Regions from separate parts of the Homo sapiens genome. Here region 1 is linked to region 2. A link is a loop called in an ENCODE intact Hi-C map of the cell type or tissue named here. Cell type or tissue: endothelial cell of umbilical vein. All regions are shown on one strand. Links, peaks and the distances in the headings refer to the core of each region. The heading gives the core; the rest is flanking DNA.

What was found. Hi-C counts contacts between places; a loop is a spot of excess contacts. Peaks named below come from ENCODE experiments on the same cell type or tissue, not always from the same donor. Only the 100,000 strongest peaks of a DNase experiment are listed, where the experiment ranks them.
Region 1: it touches region 2 in a loop (5-fold over the local background); 10 of 110 quality-filtered maps call a loop at or near these places.

What each region holds. Positions count from the first base shown.
Region 1 is chr5:172,054,767-172,065,824 of GRCh38, reverse strand. STK10 (serine/threonine kinase 10) reads left to right here. Exons shown (of 19, transcript NM_005990.4): 13 at 1,013-1,105; 14 at 4,557-4,686; 15 at 8,352-8,476; 16 at 10,049-10,237. Among named protein-coding and RNA genes, the nearest start is that of FBXW11, 54 kb to the right of the region's middle. RefSeq lists enhancers at 9,647-10,146, 10,147-10,648, 10,670-11,058. In endothelial cell of umbilical vein, for the core only: a CTCF peak has its summit at 5,995 (motif pointing right); no DNase peak of the experiment used is centred there.
Region 2 is chr5:172,288,719-172,299,776 of GRCh38, reverse strand. LOC100288254 (a long non-coding RNA gene) reads right to left here. Exons shown (of 2, transcript NR_130933.1): 2 at 1,401-3,043. Among named protein-coding and RNA genes, the nearest start is that of UBTD2, 10 kb to the right of the region's middle. In endothelial cell of umbilical vein, for the core only: a CTCF peak has its summit at 6,104 (motif pointing right); a DNase peak (open chromatin) is centred at 6,156; H3K27me3 peaks cover 708 bases.

The DNA of each region.
Region 1 (11,058 bases), core at 2,590-10,589, 230 kb after region 2:
CAGGCAGTCCCCTCCAGGGGCTGACAAGGTGACTCACCTTGGCCTTCATCCCTCCAGTTTAACAACCCCAGAGGACAGCAGGTAGCTTTTCTTCAGTAGTTCCAGCAAACGTCCCAAAGCTCACACTGGACCAGTGAGGGTCACGTGCTTATCTCTGAATCAGTTCCTGAGGCTAAGGGCATGGAATATGCTGCTTGGCCAGCCTGGATCAGATGCTCAGCCCAGGGCCAGCGGGGGTAGGGATGTCAGTTCACCTGGACCTCAGGGGCTGACAAGGGGGATACTAAAGTATGCATTCTCGGCCAGGCGCGGTGGCACATGCCTGTAATCCCTGCACTTTGGGAGGCCCAGGCAGGCAGATCACTTGAGGTCAGGAGTTTGAGACCAGCCTGGCCAACATGGTGAAACCCCATCTCTACTAAAAATACAAAAATTAGCCAGGTGTGGTGGTGCACACTTGTAATGCCAGCTACTTGGAAGGCTTAGGCAGGAGAATTGCTTGATTCCATCTCAAAAAAAAAAAAAAAAAAAAGTGCATTTTCAGCCCGGCTAGTGTTACCCTAAAGGAAGCAAAATAACTGAAATATGACAATGGTTTGTCAGATTGACGATATTGTCTGTTGGACTAGTATTTCATGGGGGGAGAGGGATTAGGGAAAAATGTCTAAAAGAACTTCTGTAGGGACTGTAATTTTTTAAAAAGGTTGAGAAACACTTCCCTGCAGGAAACTGAGGTGCTGTTACCAGAAGAGGGGGGTGGATACCAAGCTGCTGAAAACAGCACCTGCCCACTCTGGGGGAGTTGGAAGCTGAAACCAGCGGCAGGCAGGAGTAGGCCAGTGTGGAGCACCTGCTCAGAGGGGCTTGGTGGGGAGCCGCGTAGGGTGCTGGCCGCTGCAAAGCTGAGCCTCTTCTTTGGTTTCTCTGGCCCGGGGGTTCTGCGTTGAAGATTATACTGTAGGAAGCATGGAGAGGACCCTGACCCAGCTACTCTCTGCTGTCTCTGCTGCAGGTGAAGAACGAGGTGGAGAAGCTCCCCCGACAGCAGCGGAAGGAAAGCATGAAGCAGAAGATGGAGGAGCACACGCAGAAAAAGCAGCTTCTTGTGAGTCCCTGGCCTCAGCTGGGGAGCGCAGGGGCTGGTGCGAGACCTGGAATGGTGACCAGGCCCCCTCTCTGCCTTTGCCCAATCCCTGCCCCTCAAATACCCCGTTCTGAATACCTAAATCTGGCCTCATCCTTCATGGCCCCATTATCCCCTCCTCCATGCAGCCTTCCTCGATTGCCCTGCCTCCATCTGGAAGTAAGCTCTTCCATCTCTGGATACCCCAACACTTTACATTGACCACCTCCCAAACCCTTAGCACCTCCTACCTTGTTTTAGGGTTATTTATTTGTAAGTCACATCTCCTTGACCAACCCAGTATATTCCCCTGCCCACTTGGCATCTTTTAAGTCTGAAGGACATCAAACTTGTGATGTCCCAGACCTGGTCCTGTTATGCTCTGAGGGGGTGCCATTTTCCTTCCTTTCTGGCCCATCATTCCTGACGCCTCCTTTCCCTCCAGTCCTTCGTCACCTCCAGAAGCATGGTATGTATATTTCTTATCTCCTGTCTCTGGATCTATGAACTCGTCACCATCTCCATGATCCCCCAGCCACTGTCCAGTGGCCTCCCAGCGAGGCTTCCTGTAGCTGTTTTTCCCCTGCAGTTTCTTCTCTCCTGCCTGCGTGTGATCAATGTGAATTCCAAGTCTGATAATAGCACCCTTCCCCCCACAGCCCTGTGCCTTAAAACCCTTCAGTGGCTCCCACATTGTCCCTAAGATAAGCGCCGCCTCTTTGCTGTGCCCTGGCCGGCCTCCCCAGCCTTCTTTTCATCCTTTGCCGGAATGCTCCTATTTTCCCCCACGAGGGGGTCTTTGTGTGTTCTGCTTCCTCAGCCCCCAAAGCAAAGAATTTTTGAGTCCATATTTAGAAATGCTTTGTATATTACCTGCTTCAGCATTCATAGCTTACTATGGTAGGAGCTGTTCATTTTCCCATTCGCAGAAGAGGAAACAAAGGCTGAGAGAGGTAACATTGCTGAGTTCACATTCAGGGAGGGGGTCGAGGCCTCAAGCTTGTGTTCTCTCCGGGACACCCTATGACCTGTCTGTCCCATTACAGCACGATTAGGAAGAGAACGCAGGACTGGTGAGGGCGGGGCACACAGGCCCTCATCCACGCAGAGGGACAGCAGATTGGCCTGGAGGAGGCAGTTGCATGGAGAGCTTTGAAGATGTACACATCCTTTGGCTTGGATTTTCTGCTTCTAGAAATCCTGAGGGAATCTGAAAATCCTGAAGGAGTTATCACAGAGGTTCACAAATACTTAGCTACCAGAATATGAAGTAGCGCTATTTAAAATAGATAAAACCTAGAGACACCCTGTTGTTTATTGGATAAATAACATCCATAGCATGAAATATTTTCAGCCATTCAAACACATGTGATAGAAGATCACATTATTTATTTATCTGAGACGGAGTTTCAAAACTGGGAGTTTCATCCCAGTTTTTTTTTTTTCTTTTTTGAGATGGAGTCTCACTCTGTTGCCCAGGCTGGAGTGCGGTGGCACGATCTCAGCTCACTGCAACCTCTGCCTCCTGGGTTCAAGCAATTCTCCTGCCTCAGCCTCCCAAGTAGCTGGGACTACAGGTGCCTGCCATCACGCCTAGCTAATTTTTGTATTTTTAATAGAGTTAGGGTTTCACCATGTTGGCCAGGCTGGTCTCGAACTCCTGACCTCAGGTGATCCGCCTGCCTCAGTCTCCCAACGTGCTGGGATTACAGGCATGAGCCACTGCACCTGGCCAGAAGATCACATTATAACATGGAAAGATTTCTTAAAATAATTTTTTAAAATTGTGGTAAAATAGTCATAACATAAAGTTTACCATCTTTACCATTATTAAGTGTACAGTGTAGTGGCGTTAAGCCTATTCACATTGTGCGGCCATCTCCGCCATCTATCTCCAGAACTCTCTTGTCTTGTAAAACTGAAACTCTGCACCCATCAAACCGTAATTCTCCATTTCTTCTCCTCCAACCCTTGGTAACTTTATTCTGCTTTCCCTATGAATTTGACTACTCTAGGTACCTCATGTAAGTGGAATCATAGAATATTTGTCCTTTTGTGACTGGCTTATTTCACTTAGCGTAATGTCCTCAAGGTTCATCCATGTTGTTGCATGTGTCAGAATTTCCTTCCTTTTTAAGGCTGAATAATATTCCATTGTGTGGATATAACACATGATTTATCCATTTATCTATCGACGGACACGTGGGCTGTTTTCATCCCTTGACTGTTGTGAATAATGCTGCTGTGAACTTGGGTGCACACATATCTCTTTGAGCCCTTTTTAATAATTTTTGTAACACAGCAATAACAATAGCTATAGATACACTTGTATAGACATACCTACCGCAGCTGCCAACTCTGGGGGATAAGATGAGTGGAGAGTTTTACTAATTCCGTGGTTTCTAAATTTTTTTATTTTAATTTTTTTTACCCTTTATTATGGAAAATTAAAAACACAGGAATAGGGAGGCCGAGGCGGGTGGATCACTTGAGGCCAGGAGTTGAAGACCAGCCTGGCCAACATGGTGAAACCCCGTCTCTACTAAAAATACAAAAGTTAGCCAGGTGTGGTGGTGTGCACCTGTAGTCCCAGCTACTCAGGAAGCTGAGATGGGAGAATCACTTGAACCTGGGAGGCTGAGGTTGCAGCGAGCTGAGATCACGCCATTGCACTCCAGCCTGGGTGACAGAGCGAGACTCTCTCTCAAAAAAAAAAAAAGAAAAAAGAAAAGTAACATGGGAATAGGTATAATGAACTACCATATACCTGTCACCTAATCTCAGTAATATCACCTCATGTCCACTCATTCACTCCCTGACCCCAAGGTATTCTTTTTAATCAAATCCCAGACATCATATTATTTTACCTGTCAAACATCACAGAAATAACTACCATACCATAAACACACCTAGCAAATTCAACAATAATTGCTGAACAACGTCATGTTGTCAGTATTCCAGTTTCCAATCACTCCTGTAATCCCAGCACTTTGGGAGGACGAGGCAGGCAGATCACAAGGTCAGGAGTTTGAGACCAGCCTGACCAACATGGTGAAACCCCGTCTCTACTAAAAATACAAAAATTAGTCAGGAGTGGTGGTGCTCACCTATAATCCCAGCTACTCAGGAGGCTGAGGCAGGAGAATCACTTGAACGCGGGAGGCAGAGGTTGCAGTGAGCCGAGATCATGCCACTGCACTCCAGCTCTGGTGACAGACCGAGACTGTTCTTTGATCCAGGATCCAGATGAAGCCCACATGTTGAAATTGGTTGATGCGTCTCTAAGTCTCCCTTAAATTTCTCCTCCACCAATTTCTTTTCTGTTCCTGCATTTTCTTCTCTGATCACGCGGGCTTTTCTCCCATAATAGGAAGAGACATGGAGGTGCCCAAGCCGGCTCTGGATAAAGGCCTGTCCTCCTCTCTCCCCACAGGACCGGGACTTTGTAGCCAAGCAGAAGGAGGACCTGGAGCTGGCCATGAAGAGGCTCACCACCGACAACAGGCGGGAGATCTGTGACAAGGAGCGCGAGTGCCTCATGAAGAAGCAGGAGCTCCTTCGAGGTGGGGGTGTGCAAGTGGCAGCGCTGTCTTGGCCCAGAGTCGCTGTGGACATCCCAGCCCTGGGAAGTGGGGTGGGCAACAAGAACCTCCCAGGCCTTCTCCATCCCCAAAACTAAACATCATTCTTCATGGGGAAACCTGGGGAAAAGCCCCACTTGAAGTAAGGAACGAGGTAAGGACACCAGTTGTCACCAAGACTATTTGAGATTATTCCAGAAGTCAAGAGAAGAAAAGAAAGAAACAGGCAGAGTATGTTAATAAGTGAGCTGGATTTACGGGAGGTGGAGAGAGCTTGGCGTGGACTGAGCAACCACTCTGCCAGGCCATGTGCCAGTCCATTTTTCTACCTTTATCTCATCAAATCCTCACCTAACACTGTGAGGCAGGGCCTAGGTTATCCCCATTTCTGTAGATGAGGAAACTGAGGCTTGGAGAGTTACTATTCTTTGGCCAAGTATCTTAGTTCATTCAGGCTGCTGTAACAAAATACCACTGACTGGGTGGCTTATCAACAACAGACATTCATTTCCCACACTTCTGGAGGCTGGGAAATCCACAGTCAGGGTGCCAGCACATTTGTGGTCTGGAGAGGACTTACTCTCTGCTTCATAGATGGCACCTTCTCACTGTATCCTCACATAGTGGAAGGGAGACTAGCTCTGGGGTCTCTGGGTTTTTGGGGTTTTGTGGTTTTTTGGGTTTTGGGGATTTTTGTTTATTTATTTATTTATTGAGACAGGGTCTAGCTCTGTAGCCAAGGCTGGAGTGCAGTGGCACAGTCATGGCTCATTGTGACCTCTGCCTCTGAGGCTCAAGCAGTCCTCTGACTTCAGCCTCCCAAGTAGCTGGGACTACAGGCACGTGCTACCACGCTTGGCTAATTTTTGTGTTTTTTGTGTAAATGGGGTCTTCTGTGTTGTCCAGGCTGGTCTCAAAGTCTTGGGCTCAAGTGGTCTGCCTGTCTCAGCCTCCCAAAGTGCTGGGATTAGAGGCATAAGCCAACGTGCCCAGCCTGGGGTCTCTTTTATTAATAAAAAGGCACTAATTCCATTCACGAGGGCTCCACCCTCATGACCTAATCACCTCCCAAAAAGCCCCATCTCCTAATACCCTCACCTCAGGGGTTAAGATTCCAACATACACATTTGGGGAGGGGACACAAACGTTTAGATCATAGCACTGAGGTTGCACAGTTAATGGGTGATAGAGCTGGGCCTTGGATGACAATATCAGGAAGCCGGGCCTACCCTGGTGCTGTTGGGAGTTCAAGGGATTTCTGGGCTGATTGAGGAAAAATAAATGACCACAAGATGGCAGTAGCATACCAGCAGCTTTGCTTGGGGGGCATTTTGACAAGTTGACACGCTGAGGGGGTCCCTTACAGAATGAGGCTTTCTGGAGATGATGGTGCGGGCCACCATCCAGCAGGGGAAGAGGGCAAAGGAACTCTTGGGCAAGAAGGGGACTGAGAGGGGGCTCACATGTCTAGATGATGTCGTCCAGCGTGGGGAGCTCAGACGGGGCGTCTCTGGGTCAGAGAACTGCAAAGGGCAACGGTGGCTTGGGGTCTTTATGGAGCCCTTGGGTCTTCCATCTCTATGGCTGGCAGATGTTAGGTGCAGTTTCATGGGGTATGCAAAGTAGGCAGGCTCCAAATGGCTAAATATCTGCTTGGTTTGAGCTTTTTTTTTTTTTTTTTTTTTTGAGATGGAGAGTCTCGCTGTCTCACTGTGTCATCCAGGCTGGAGTGCAGTGGCACAATCTTAGCTCACTGCAACCTCCACCTCCCAGGTTCAAGCAGTTCTTCTGCCTTAGCCTCCTTCATAGCTGGGATGATTACAGCTTTGCGCCACCATGTCCAGCTAATTTTTTATATTTTTAGGAGAGATGGGATTTCACCATGTTGGCCAGGCCGGTCTTGAACTCCTGACCTTAAGCAATCCACCTGCCTTGGCCTCCCAAAGTGCTGGGATTACAGGTGTGAGCCACTGCGCCATTCTCCTGCCTCAGCCTCCTGAGTAGCTGGGACTACAGGCGCCCGCCACCATGCCCAGCTAATTTTTTTTTTTTTGTATTTTTAGTAGAGACGGGGTCTCACCGTGTTAGCCAGGATGGTCTCAATCTCCTGACCTTGTGATCTGCCTGCGTCGGCCTCCCAAAGTGCTAGGATTACAGGCATGAGCCACCGCGCCTGGCCCTGTTTGAGCTTTTTTATGTAACTATATACATTTTTTTTGTTTTTGTTTTTTGAGACCAAGTCTTACTCTGTCACTCAGGCTGGAGTGCAGTGGCACGATATTGGCTCACTGCAGCCTCTGCCTCCCCTGTTCAAGCAATTCTCATGCCTTAGGCCCCTGAGCAGCTGTGATTACAGGTGCACACCACCACACCCAGCTGATTTTTATATTTTTAGTAGAGACTGGGTTTCGCCATTTTGCCCAGGCTGGTCTCAGGTTTCTAGGCTCAAGCGATCTGCCCACCTCAGCCTCCCAAAATGCTGGGACTACGGTGTGAGCCACTGTGCCTGGCCGTACATATTATGTTTTAAAAATAACAAGAGGATGGGTACAAATTTGAGTTTGGTGCCTGTGGACTTTTGACGGTCCAAGCCTGCTGTGAGGAAGTAAACAACACGAGGCCAATATCCCAGGGCAATTTTTGGCTCATTTATAAAACAGGCCTCATCCAGGCCTTTGATGACCAGTGCAGTTAAGCAAGATAAACCTCTTATTATTTGATGTGGATCAGCAAAACAGGGTTCTTGAGTTTTCAATATTCTGAATAGAGCACAGTTGTTTTGAGAAAAGCCCTCACTTCCTTTTCCTATCCCATGATGTTGGTAAGAACCGTCCTATTTACAGAACTGTGGTTCTGATTTTGGGGTGGAAGCCAGAATCACTATTCTGATATACCAAAAGCAGATACCATTTTGCACGGAACAGGAATGCAGTGAAATAAACAACATTCGCACTGAGCCAAGCATAATCTCCTGTCTCGAAGGGCGTGAGATTCTCCCTTTGACCCCAGGTCCCCACCCGGGTGCTGTGCACAGGGGTGGATTAATAGACCTCCAGTGTTAAGATGCCAGTATCTTCATTGTCTTCATAACGCATGCCTGGGACGTGCAGGAGACAAGGAGGATCTCACCCATTTTTCAAAGGAGGAAATAGTGACAAGAGGCCATTCTGTCTTCTTCATGGGGTCTCCATCTGAGCTCTTCCCAGGTGCCCATCAGGAAGGTAGAGATGCAGTGTGGAAACTTTGCACTTCAAAGTTTCTCCCAAGGACGTCCCCTCCCTCCATGGTATAGCTGTGTCCATCTGGCAGACATGGCAGCTGATGCCTAGAGAACCTCTCCATTCCTAATCCCACCGATGGAGCTGGGTTCCAGCCTATAGCTGCAGTTTCTGTGGCTCCTGACTTTGAATACTTCCTGCTATACCATGCTCCTGGGAGCTCTCATTCCTTAGGCTTAAAGGAAGTTTCTAGGCCTCAGCTCAGATCAGCCAACATGGTCTAATGAGGTAGAACATGTGGCAATTCCTGAGCCCAGCAGGTTGGTTATCATCTCCAGCATGAGGAGGCCAGGCAGAGGTGGGGGGCAGGGGGCCTGTCGAGTCTCTGGTTGTCAGCACCTCACCAGCTCGGTGGCATGTCCTCTGCAGACCGGGAAGCAGCCCTGTGGGAGATGGAAGAGCACCAGCTGCAGGAGAGGCACCAGCTGGTGAAGCAGCAGCTCAAAGACCAGTACTTCCTCCAGCGGCACGAGCTGCTGCGCAAGCATGAGAAGGTGAGGCTGCCGGTGGCACGGGGCTCGGATCTGCTGCCGGGCCGACCTGGGAGAGCCATGAGGCTGTATGTGATGGGGCACCTCTTGGGTGCACACTTTGGATGACAAGTGCCCCCAAGAGGAGCCAGGGCTGGCTGCAGTGAGGCCCCAGGAGGTTCTCCAGGGGCGTCCTGCTTCAGCTCAAGGGGCTAGGAATAGGGGAAACGATGCAGGGAAGCCAATGGCCCAAGTGGCTCCCTCACTGACTGTTACTTGCTGTGTATGTCTCTTTCTTTTCTTTTTTTTCCCTTTCTTCTTTTCTTTCTTTCTTTCTTTCTTTCTTTCTTTCTTTCTTTCTTTCTTTCCTTCTTTCTCTTTCTTTCTTTCTTTCTTTCTTTCTTTCTTTCTTTCTTTCCTTCTTTCTTTCTTTCTTTTCTTTCCTTCCTTCCTTCTTTCTTTCTTTCTTTCTCTTCTTTCTTTTCTTTCTTTCTTTCTTTCGAGATGGAGTCGCTCTCTCACTCAGGCTGGAGTGCAGTGGCGCCATCTAGGCTCACTGCAACCTCCACCTCCTGGGTTCAAGTGATTCTCCTGCCTCAGCCTCCCGAGTAGCTGGGATTACAGGTGCTTGCCACCATGCCTGGCTAATTTTTGTATTTTTTTTTTTAGCAGAGTTGGGCTTTCACCCTGTTGGCCAGGCTGGTCTCAAACCCCTGACCTCAAGTGATCTGCCCGCCTTGGCCTCCCAAAGTGCCAGGATTACAGGCGTGAGCCACTGTGCCTGCCCGGTGTGTGTCTTTCTTTTGCTCTTTTTTCTCTTTTCCCTCTTTTTGTCCTCCCTTTCCATTTTGTCTTTATTTCTCTCTTTCTTGTGCATTCCCTCAATACTTTTAGGTCTCCACTTAAACACCACCTCTGCTGGGAAGCCTTCCCTGAACTCCCCAGAGCTGGTGAGGGCCCCTACTCTGTGTGGCCAAAGCACCCTCTCCTGCGGGAATTGTCTGTCTCAGTTCAGCCTCCATAGTGGGACAGTGACAGACAGACCAAGGTCTGGATGCACAGCAGCTGTGTATAATTCCAGTTTCTTATCTAAATGCAGTGATGGAAGTCAGTATAGGGCCATGGGAGTTCAGAATAAGGCTACCCAACCAAGTGAAGAAATCGGGGAAGGCTTCTTGGAGGAGGTGATGCCCATGCTGAGCTTTGAAATACAAATAGGTGTTAGGGGAAGGAAAAAATTCAAATCTATCAGGATTTTTTAAAATATAAGTTCATATCTGCCATCACTAATGGTAAACCATCCCCTTTCGTGTACATTTTGCTTTGAGATATTAGCTAATGATGGCATGCCATCATTGATTAGATGAAAAGGCATTTAGAAGGTAAGAATCCAAGATATTATTAACAAGAATTTTTAAAGTGAGAACAAATAATGTTATTAGTGTAGAAGCAAAATAACACCAGCCTTGATCTGCTGAACATTGTGGGCTGCGTTGGTCCTGGGCCCCTGAGTGGAGTGTGGGGACCTTTAGCCTGTGACCACGCTCTGAGTCCAGAGTGCAGCTGCCCTCAGCCCCTCTGGATATTCCTCTCCAGGAGCGGGAGCAGATGCAGCGCTACAACCAGCGCATGATAGAGCAGCTGAAGGTGCGGCAGCAACAGGAAAAGGCGCGGCTGCCCAAGATCCAGAGGAGTGAGGGCAAGACGCGCATGGCCATGTACAAGAAGAGCCTCCACATCAACGGCGGGGGCAGCGCAGCTGAGCAGCGTGAGAAGATCAAGCAGGTGGGGGCCGGGCCTGCGGGGTCTGCAAGTGTGCTGGGGTGTAGGCAGGGCCAGGTTTGGCGGGACCTGGGCCTTATACAGTTTTGGAGAATATGAAACAAGATGCAGGCTGGCTCACGTCTGTAATCCCAACACTTTGAGAGGCCGAGGCGGGCGGGTCACTTGAGCCCAGGAGTTTGAGACCAGCCTGGGCAACACAGCAAAACCCCATCTCTACAAAAAAATAATTTTTTAAAAATATTAGCCAGGTGTGGTGGCTATTTGGAAGGCCGAGGTGGGAGGATCGCTTGAGCCCGGGAGGCAGAGGTTGCGGTGAGCCAAGATTGAACCACTGCACTCCAGCCTGGGCAACAGAGCGAGACTCCATCTTAAAAAAACAAAAAAGAAAGATGCACTCCGACCCACCCGCCATAAGGTCTTGGGAGGGGGTGTGCGAGTCACCATGCGTGCCCTGGAAGCTTCATCAGCCTCATGGTGAATTCACCTCTGTGTGTGGACAGAGGTAGAGCTTGGTGCTATGTTGCCAATTCTCCTGCACCCTTCCCTTCCGCACTCCCACACTTTTATTTGGCCAGCTTCCCCACATCCTGTGTTGCCCTTGTGGCTCGGGCACACGGGCCCTTGTGATTCCTGCCTGCTACACACACTTTCCTGGCGTGTGTCACATTGCAGTGTCATGTCCCCACCAGCCTGGGGGCTCCTCGAGGGCTGGGGCTGGGTCTCAGCTCAGGGTGAGGACTTAACACGGGCACAGCCTGAGGTGGTGCTGGGTACTGGGGCTGTGCACAGACCAGTCCCCCTGAGGGGTCTCCCTGGGCCAG
Region 2 (11,058 bases), core at 2,003-10,002:
AAATATATTAAATTATATGGGAAGCATTGCCAAATGATAAGTAATAGTAAACCTTCTTTGAATTATATTTGTATGGACGTGTTATTAATGTGTGTTTTAGAAATTATATGATATTTATAGAAATCAAATAGTCCTGGTAGAATGTTATCATTCATAATTTTAGTTATTATTTTAAAATGTTGCATGCAAGAGAAATAATCAAATTTTGTTGTGAATTGTATTAACATTGTAATTAACTTTAATCAGATCTTTAACCATTCACAAATGGTTAATCTTTGTAACTCACAAATGATTGTTTACTCTGGTACTTTCCTGAATTAAAGAAATAAGATTGGTGTTTAAGAGGGTATAAATCCAATGTGAAGCCTGGACCCACGAAGAGGCTGGATGGCTGCCTGGTAATTCCTGAGTCCTTAAATCTTCCATCATTAGGCCAGGCATGGTGGCTCACGCCTGTAATTCCAGCACTTTGGGAGGCTGAGACAGGCAGATTGCTGGAGTCCAGGAGCTCAAGACCAGCCTGGGCAACATGGAAAAACCCTATCTCTACAAAAAATACCAAAAAAAAAAAAAAAAAAAATTAGCTGGATCTGGTGGTACATGCCTGTAGTCCTAGCTACTTGGTGCTGAGGTGGGAGGATCACTTGAACCCAGGAGGTTGAAGCTGCAGTGAGCTGAGATCATGCCACTGTACTCCAGCCTGAGTGACAGAGTGAGACCCTATCTCAAAAAGTTTCCTGTTTTTGTTTTTTTTTTTTTGAGACGGAGTTTCACTCTTGTTGCCCAGGCTGGAGTGCAAGGGTGCAATCTCAGCTTGCTGCAACCTCTGCCTCCTGGGTTCAAGAGATTCTCCTGCCTCAGCCTCCCAAGTAGCTGGGATTACGGTGCCTGCCACCTGTAATTTTTGTATTTTTAGTAGAAACGGGGTTTCACCACGTTGGTCAGGCTGGTCTCGAACTCCTGACCTCAGGTGATCCGCCTGCCTAGGCCTCCCAAAGGAGCGATTATAGGTGTGAGCCACTGCGCCCGGCCAAAAGTTTCCATCATTAAAAGTTATGCCTGCCATAGCTCACCATGGAGTAGAAAAAAATGATATAAATTACAGAAAAAATATTGATGTGGTAACCAATGTTTGGTTTGTTAAACCCACAATTCTGTAAAGACAAAACTTCAGGTTTTGCTTCATTTCTGCTACTTGATGGGCCATTTGAACATTTTCAGAGGGATTTTATTCAATTGCCACCTTCAATGGGATATAAGTATGTTCTTGTAATAGTCTATGTTCTTTGGCTGAATAGAAGCTTTCCATGGAGGAAGGCCAATACTATTACAGTAGCTAAAAGTTTATTCAAAAATGTGTTTCCTTTATGGGGCATTCTTGGAGAAAAGAAAGCTCCACTGACAGAGATACCAATTTTACTCGGAAAGTTATAAAGCAATAAAATAAAGTGTTACAAACACAATGGCATTACCATTGTTGCTATCACCTTTAGTCTTCTGGAAAGGTTGAAAGGACAAATGGCATCTTGGAACTGAAACTGGCAAAGTTAAGTGAATTGACTGGATTGCCTTGGCTAACAGTATTACCATTGGCCTTGATGGCAATCAGATTCCCCTCTCAGTGGAAAATGTAACTTGACCCCTTATGAAACAGTCACTGGGCCGGGCATGGTGGCTCATGCCTGTAATCCCAGCACTTTGGGAGGCCGAGGAGGGCAGAACACCTGAGGTCAGGAGTTTGAGACCAGCCTGGCCAACATGGGGGTTTCAACCCCATCTCTATTAAAAATAAAAAATTAGCTGGGTGTCATGGCACGCGCCTGTAGTCCCAGCTACTCGGGAGGCTGAGGAAGGAGAATTGCTTGAACCTGGGAGGTGGAGGTTGCAGTGAGCCGGGATCGTGTCACTGCACTCCAGTCCTGGCGACAGAGCGAGACTCCATCTCAAAAAAAAAAGAAAGAAAGAAAAGAAACAGTCACTGGAAGGCCTATGCCCCTAAGAATAGAACCTCATGTATCTTCTACTCTTATAAACTCTGCTATGATTCAGTAGTGCAAGGCTTTAATGCATTATGCCAAAGCATACTTTCACTAGGTTAACAAAAAAAAAAAAAAAGGCAGGCCGGGCGCGGTGGCTCACACCTATAATCCCAGCACTTTGGGAGGCTGAGGCAGGCGGATCACGAGGTCAGGAGTTCAAGACCAGCCTGGCCAAGATGATGAAATCCCGTCTCTACTAAAAATACAAAAATTAGCCAGGTGTGGTGGCAGGCGCCTGTAATCCCAGCTACTTGGGAGGCTGAGGCAGGAGAATTGCTTGAACCTGGGTGGCAGAAGTTGCAGTGAGTCAAGATCACGCCACTGCACTCTAGCCTGGGTGATCAAGTGAGACTCTGTCTCAAAAAAAAAAAGAAAAAGAAAAAGAAAAAGAAAAAAAGGGGGGGCCTTCATGACCCACCAGCAGATGACAACTAGATTTCTCAGAGTCCAAAACTCAGCGATTGAGTCCTTTGGAAATGACACCAGAGAAAGACTGTCCTTGAACTCTATTGGAAGGGACCATAACAAGTTCTTCTCTGCCACAAAACTTCAGTGCTCTGAGACTTGGATCCACAACTCTCAACTCAAAGGAGCCCCTCAAGACTCCTGAAGCCGTACACCCGTGGGATTCGAGACTCCTGAAGCCGTACGCCCGTGGGATTCGAGACTCCTGAAGCCGTACGCCCGTGGGATTCGAGACTCCTGAAGCCGTACGCCCGTGGGATTCGAGACTCCTGAAGCCGTACGCCCGTGGGATTCGAGACTCCTGAAGCCGTACGCCCGTGGGATTCGAGACTCCTGAAGCCGTACGCCCGTGGGATTCGAGACTCCTGAAGCCGTACGCCCGTGGGATTCGAGACTCCTGAAGCCGTACGCCCGTGGGATTCGAGACTCCTGAAGCCGTACGCCCGTGGGATTCGAGACTCCTGAAGCCGTACGCCCGTGGGATTCGAGACTCCTGAAGCCGTACGCCCGTGGGATTCGAGACTCCTGAAGCCGTATACCTGTGGGATTCGAGACTCCTGAAGCTGTATACCTGTGGGAGACTTTCAGGTAAAGCTGGTGAGGGAACTTTTCCCTCCAGAAGCAGAAGGCATTCTAGATGTGGACTCTTTCCCAAGATCATGGGTCAAGACTTCTTTGCATCATGAAAGCCTTATCCTCCCCTGACCCCCTCTTTCCTGCTGCCCTAATCCTTTCCTTTTCTCTCCAGGAAAATCCATGGGACCATAATTTGTGGATGGCTTTAGCTAAGGTTCATGCTCCAGCAAAAAAACAGAGCAATTGTTGGGTATATGAAGACAAGTTAGTTTCCATTGAGGAACAGTTCCAATGGGGTTCTTGGGGGCTCACTCTTGATAATTGTGGAGTATTGTTAGTATCGAATTGAAGCTAATTCATAACTTGGGGAAAAATCTTGGACTTTTTGGCCAATCAGACTTCCCAGGGGTTCAGATAAGTAGAAGTCGCCCTCTGAAATGTGGATGACAACATACATTTTCAATAAAAGCACTTAATGGGGCCGGGTGCGATGGCTCATGCCTGTAATCCTAGCACTTTGGGAAGCCGAGGTGGGTGGATCACTTGAGGTCAGGAGTTCAAGACTAGCCTGGCCAATACGGTGAAACCCCATCTCTACTAAAAATACAAAAATTAGCCAAGCGTGGTGGCGCGTGCCTGTAATCCCAGCTGCTCGGGAGGCTGAGGCAGAAGAATTGCTTGAACCCAGGAGGCGGAGGTTACAGTGAGCCAAGATTGCACCAATGCACTCCAGCCTGGGTGACAGAGCGAGATTCTGTCAAAACAACAACAACAAAAACAAAAAAAAAAAACAAGAAAACAAGCCCTTAAGGAACATCAACAGCTTTAGCTCTTCTTTTTGCTCAGGGCTTGTGCATGGTCCTAAACAAAACTGAATCTTGTACCTATCTTTCCCCTGATTTTGCTACTACAGAAAGCTTAATTTAAAAGGTGGTTGATGGTAGGTGGGCATGATGGCACACACCTGTAGTCTCAACTATTCAGTAGGCTGAGGCAGAAGGATAGCTTTGAGCTCAGGAGTTCAAGTCTAGCATAGGCAACCTAGCAGGACCGCATCTCTAAAAATAAAGTTGCTGGATTTTTTGTTTTGTTTTGTTTTTTGAGACAGTCTTGCTCTGTTGCCCAGGCTAGAGTGCAGTGGCTCTATCTCAACTCACTGTGACCTCCGCCTCCCAGGTTCAAGCAATTCTCCTGCCTCAGCCTCCCGGGGATTACAGGCAAGTGCCACCATGCCCGGCTAATTTTTGTATTTTTAGTAGAGACGGGGTTCACCATGTTGGCCAGGCTGATCTCGAACTCCCGACCTCAGGTGATCCCCCTGCCTCGGCCTTCCAAAGTGCTGGGATTACAGGCGTGAGCCACCTTGCCCAGCTGATATTGCTGTTTCTTTAGGTATTGCCACCAAATACATTAAGGAAATGTCTCAAGAAAAAGGAAACACGATGTATTTATAGGAGCAAACAACAGTTGGCTTGCAGACATCCTAAATGGTGGATGGCAAGCTTGGCTTTTCCAAGGTTTTCCAATCTTTATGTTCTTCTAGTGGGTCTTCAGGTTACTATGACTTGTGTTAACAGGCTAACAACAAAACTGGATACCTCTTTAAATCAGACCACTCTACAGTGAACTATGGTCCTCAATTGCCATTGTGCCTCAACAAAGACTATGACCAAATGAACTCAGATGCCTATATTGTATGAACTTTGACTTGTTTGATTTGGTTGTTTGGTTCATGGGGACTCCTATTGAAGAGTACTCTTTAGTCTTTTGGTATTTTCCTCCTGACAGTCATCATAATAATCCCCCTAGTACACTATATCCTCTTGTTTTTTTGTTTTTTGTTTTTTGTGTTTTTTTTGAGACAGAGTTTTTCTCTTGTTACCCAGGCTGGAGTGCAATGGCGCGATCTCAGCTCACTGCAACCTCCGCCTCCTGGGTTCAAGGGATTCTCCTGCCTTAGCCTCCCGAGGAGCTGGGATTACAGGCATGCGCCACCATGCCTGGCTAATTTTTGTATTTTTAGTAGAGACAGGGTTTCACCACGTTGGTCAGGCTGGTCTCAAACTCCTGACCTCAGGTGATCCACCCGCCTCAGCCTCTCAAAGTGCTGGAATTACAGGTGTGAGCCACCATGCCCATCTTAAATGTCATCTTAAATGTCTGTATGAAGCCATCCATTGAGTGTTCAGTGGTCTCACTTCAATTAGATCATCAAGAACATCAAGAATTATTCAACTGCTGTGACTTTGTGACTTGTGAATTTCATACTAAAACCAAATAGGTCCATTTGCAATGGTGACAGAGAGTGGCATCAATGCTCAAGGTTTAGGTCAATCTCTCAAAAATTGAGAGGCTGACCAAAATGGAGGAATTGTTAAACTAAATTTGGCTTGAGGATGCCTCTGTACTTGAGTCCTTATGGAACAAATTGTAACCTTAGTACATCAGCGAACTACAAGCCTAACTTAGGAGTATACTTTTGTAACAGTAGCTGAGTCTCAGCCGGTCACACTAGCCAAGCCTCAGTCAATCACAGTTGGGCAACTGATTAGACCATGTTCAAATAAAGCAAATGCTGAGCTGTAATCACCTGAAGTATTCATAAGTGCTGCCTGCCCACATTGCAGGCTACAAATCTTTCAACCTGTTCTGGTTTTGAGGATTGCCTGATTCATGAATTATTCTTTGCTTAAATAAATTCTGCTTTAATGTAATTTGTCTAAAAATTTTAACAGGGCTATGAATTTTCTTTTGATATATGAGTTTTTCTGGGGATATGTGCTTTACATATATCCCATAGATTTGGATTTGTAGCAATTCTTTAATTTCTGTAATTCCCTAGATCCAAGAGTTGTGAAGCACAGGTTTTAAAGTTTTCAGGTAGAACATTATGCCAGTTATCAAATTGTTGAATCTCAGATGCAAACTCAATCTTCATTGCCTGCTCTGTGAAAATGAATATGGGCCCTTTAAATATTGTTTCTTTGCCAGCTGGCACAATGTTTAGCTTTGACAGTAGAGGGCACTGGAGAGACACTGCAGGAGGCTCACTCACTCAGTAGGTTTCCACAGCCTGGGTGGCTTCTCCAGTGCCAGGTTCCTGCGCTGTGTGCAGCCTTTCTAAGTGGCCAGCTTTTGCGGCACAAACAAGCTTCTCTAGCATAGCTCCTTCAGTATATATGTTGCTCCAGCACCAGGCTCCTGAGGTGGTGGGCAGCTTCTCCAAGGCCCAGATCCTGCAATATGCAGAAGCCTACACCACCTAGCAATGAGCAATTTCTCCAGGTACTTCGTAGTACCCGGTAGTTTCACAGCAGAATGGCTCTAAGTGGGGTACCTCCTATAAACAGCCTTTCAGCATTACAGGGCATATTATCAGCAAGTCCTAGAGAAGGGATTTCCAGCAACTTCCACTGGTGTGGCACAAGAGGAACTTCTCTGCCATTCACCAAGCCAAGGCCATATCCCCTCCAGCAATGGGGCACTGGCTCTCAGCCCTAGAAGGGCCTCTTCCTTAAGTGCACTGTCTCAGCCCTAGGGTTGCTGCTGCTGCTTATCTGCATTCCTCCGTTCTTTAGAGTTTCCTTTTCTCTTCCATAAAATCAAAATAATACCTGATACAAAAAGTGGACAAAGACCTTTAAGGAAAAAAAGAACTATAGACACTGGGTGCAATGGCTCACGCCTGTAATCCCAGCACTTTCGGAGGCCGAGGTGGTGGATCACCTGAGGTCAGGAGTTCGAGACCAGCCTGACCAACATGAAGAAACCCTGTCTCTACTAAAAATACAAACTTAGGGCCAGGTGCGGTGGCTCACACCTGTAATCCCAGCACTTTGGGAGGCCAAGGTGGGTGGATCATGAGGTCAGGAGATCGAGACCATCCTGGCTAACATGGTGAAACCCTGTCTCTACTAAAAATGCAAAAATTAGCCAGGCTTGGTGGCACATGCCTGTAATCCCAGCTACTCGGGAGGCTGAGGCAGGAGAATTGCCCGAACCCGGGAGGCAGAGGTTGCAGTGAGCCGAGCAGTGAGCCGAGATCATGCCACTGCACTCCAGCCTGGGTGACAGAGCGAGACTCTGTCTCAAAAAAAAAAAAAAAAAGTCAGGCATGGTAGCTCATGCCTATAATCCCAGCTACTTGGGAGGCTGAGGCAGGAGAAGTGCTTGAACCTGGGAGGCGGTTCAAGCAACAAGAGCGAAACTACGTCTCAAAAAAAAATTATAGGCAAATATTCATAACCAGAGATGCAATAATTTAGAACAAAATGTTATAAGGGCTAAATGGTAAGAGCTTATGAACACAAAGAAGGAAACAAAAGAAGGAAACAGGCCAGGCACGGTGGCTCAGCCTGTAATCCCAACACTTTGGGAGGCTGAGGCGGGCGGATCACCTGAGGTCAGGAGTTTGAGACCAGCCTGGCCAACATGGTGAAACCCCATCTCTACTAAAAATACAAAAATTAGCCGGGCGTGATGGTGAGCACTTATAATCCCAGCTACTCAGGAGGCTGAGGCAGGAGAATCACTTGCACCTGGGAGGCGGAGTTTGCAGTGAGCTGAGATCATGCCACTGCACTCCAGGGGTGACAGAGCAAGACGTTGTCTCAAAAAAAAGAAAGAAAGAAAAAAAAGGAGGAAACAACAGACACAGGTCTACTGGAGGAGGGAGAGTGGGAGGAGGGGGAGGAGCAGAAAAGCTAACTAGTGGGTACTGGGCTTAATACCTGGGTGATGTAATAATATGTACAACAAACCCCTATGACACGTGTTTACCTATGTAACAAACCTTCACATGTACCCCCAAACCTAAAATAACAATTTTTTTAAATTGCTAAATATGCCACAAAAATCATTTTAATATAGAAATAAAAGAGCTGTTTATGATTCTGAAAAAAAAAAGTTAGCAAATAGAATGCAACAGTACATAAAGAGGACAATACAACCTTGAATTTCCCAGCTTCAAAACTTACTGTAAAACTACAGTAATTAAGACAGTGTAGTACTCGCATAATCATGACATAAAAGATCAATGAAATAAAACTGACAGTCAGAAATAAACTCTAACATTTATGGTCAATTGATTTTTGACAAGGGCATCAAGACAATTCAATGGGGAAAGAATGGCCGGAGGTGGTGGCTCACGCCTGTAATCCCAGCACTTTGGGAGGCCAAAGTGGGTGGATCACTCGAGGTCAGGAGTTCGAGACCAGCCTGGCCAACATAGTGAAACCCTGTCTCTACTAAAAATACAAAATTAGCTGGGCATGGTGGTGCATTCCTGTAATCCCAGCTACTTGGGGGGCTGTGGCAGGAGAATTACTCAAACCTGGGAGGCGAAAGTTGCAGTGAGCCGAGATCGTGCCATTGCACTCCAGCCCAGGCAACAAGAGCACAACTCTATCTCAAAAAAAAAAAAAAGGTGGGCGGGGGTGGATAGAATAATCTTTTCAACAAATGATGCTGGGACACTGGAAATCCACATGCAAAAGAATGAAGTTGGATCCCTACTTTACATCATTTATAAATATTAAGTCAGGCTGGGTGCAGTAGCTCACACCTCTAATCCCAGAACTGTAGGAGGCCAAGGTGGGAGGATTGCTTGAGGCCAGAAGTTAAAGACCAGCTTAAGCAACATAGCAAAATCCCATCTTTAGTTCAAATACATTTATAAAAAATAAAAATAAGTTATTTCATGTTATATGTATTTTACCACAATAAAAATATTAATTCAAAACAGATCAAAGACCTAAATGTAAGTGCTAAAAGTATAAAACTCTTAGAGTGTAAATCTCCATGGCCTTAGACAATGGTTTCTTTTTGTTTTTCTTTCTTTTTCTTTTTCGGACATGGTATATTGCTTTGTCACCCAGGCTGGAGTGCAATGGCATGATCATGGCTCACTGAAGCTTCGACCTTCCATTCTCAAGTGATCCTCCCATCTCAGCCTCCCAAGTAGCTGGGACCACAGGCACACAGCACCATGCCTAGCTAATTCTTTAAATTTTTTTTGTAGATACAGGGTCTCATTATGTTGTCCAGGCTGGTCTTGAACTCTGGGGTTCAAGGCATTTTGCCTCCCAAAGTGCTGGAGTTATAGGCACGGGCCACTGCACCCAGCCAACAATGGTTTCTTAGATATGAGCCCCAAAGCACAAGCAATCAAAGAAAAAAATAGGTTAAATGGACTTCATTAAAATCAGCTGGTGCAGTGGTCCATGACTGTGGTCCCAATTCTTCAGGAGGCTGAGGTGGAAGTATGGATTGGGCCCAGGAGTCAGAGTCTAGCCTGGGTAACATAGTGAGACCCCCATCTCCAAAAAAAAAAAAAACAAACAAAAAAAGGAAACTACCTTTTGTGCTTCAAAAGACACTATCAAGAGGGTTAAGCAAGGAGCATTGGTTCACGCTTGTAATTCCAACACTTTGGGAGGCTGAGGCGGGAGGATCACTTGAGGCCAGAGTTTAAGACCAGCCTGGGCAGCATAGTGAGACCCTGTCTCTACAAAATATAAAGAAAATTAGCCAGGCATGGTGGCATGCAGCTGTAGTCCCAGCTACTAGAAAGGCTGAGGTGAGAAGATCATTTGAGCCTGGAAGGTTAAGGCTGCCGTGAGCCAAGATTGTGCCATTGCACTCCAGCCTGGGCAACAGAGCAAGATCCCGTCTCCAAAATTAAAACAAAAAAAAAGAAAAGAAAGTTAAGCCAGGTGTGGTGGCTCACACCTGTAACCCCGGCACTTTGGGAGGCTGAGGCAGGAGGATCACTTGATCTCAGTCGTTCGAGATCAGCCTAGGCAACATAACAAGACCCTATCTCTACAAAAAGAATTTTTTTTTTTGAGATGGAGTTTCGCTCTTGTTGCCCAGGCTGGAGTACAATGGCGAGATGTTGGCTCACCACAACCTCTGCCTTCCGGATTCAAGCGATTCTCCTGCCTCAGCCTCCCAAGTAGCTGGGATTACAGGCATGTGCCACCACGTCCAGCTAATTTTGTATTTTTAGTAGAGACAGAGTTTCACCATGTTGGCCAGGCTGGTCTTGAACTCCTGACCTCAGGTGATCCCACCCACCTCGGCCTCCCAAATTGCTGGGATTACAGGTGTGAGCCACCGTGCCCAGCCCAAAAAGAAATTTTTTAAGTTAGCTGGGCATGGTGGTGTGCACCTGTAGACCCAGCTACTTGGTAGACTGAAGTGGGAGGATTGCTTGAGCCAGGAGTTCAAGGCTGCAGTGAGCTATGATTGCACCACTGCACTCTAGGTTGGGCAACAGAGTGATACTTCATCTAAAAAAAAAAAAGAGAAAAAATTAGCCAGGCGTGGTGGCAGGTGCCTGGTATCCCAGCTACTTGGGAGGCTGAGGTAGGAGAATCACTTGAATTCAGGAGACAGAGGTTGCAGTGAGCCAAAATCACGTCACTGCACTCCACCCTAGGTGACAGAGCAAGACTCCGTCTCACACACACACACACACACACACAAAAGTAAAAAACCTGCAATAGGCTGGGTGTAGTGGTTCACACCTGTAATCCCAGCACTTTGGGAGGCCAAGGCGGCCAGATCACTTGAGGTCAGGAGTTCGAGACCAGCCTGGCCAACATGGCAAAACTCCGTGTCTACTAAAAATACAAAAATTAGCCAGTCATGGTGGTAGGCATCCGTAATCCCAGCCACTCAGGAGGCTGAGGCGGGAGGATCACTTAAACCTGGGAGGCAGAGGTTTCAATGAGCCAAGATCATGCCACTGCACTCCAGCCTGGGCTACAGAGCGAGACTTCATCTCAAAAAAAAAAAAAAATGAGCAAGTATCTTGAGTAGACATTTTTCCAAAATAGATATACAAGTGGCCTATAAGTACATAAAAAGATGCTCAACATTATTAGCCATTAGGAAAATCAAGTCAAAACCACTTTGGAAACAATTTGCCAATTTTTCAGAAAGTTAAACAGGGTTACCATATGACCAAGCAATT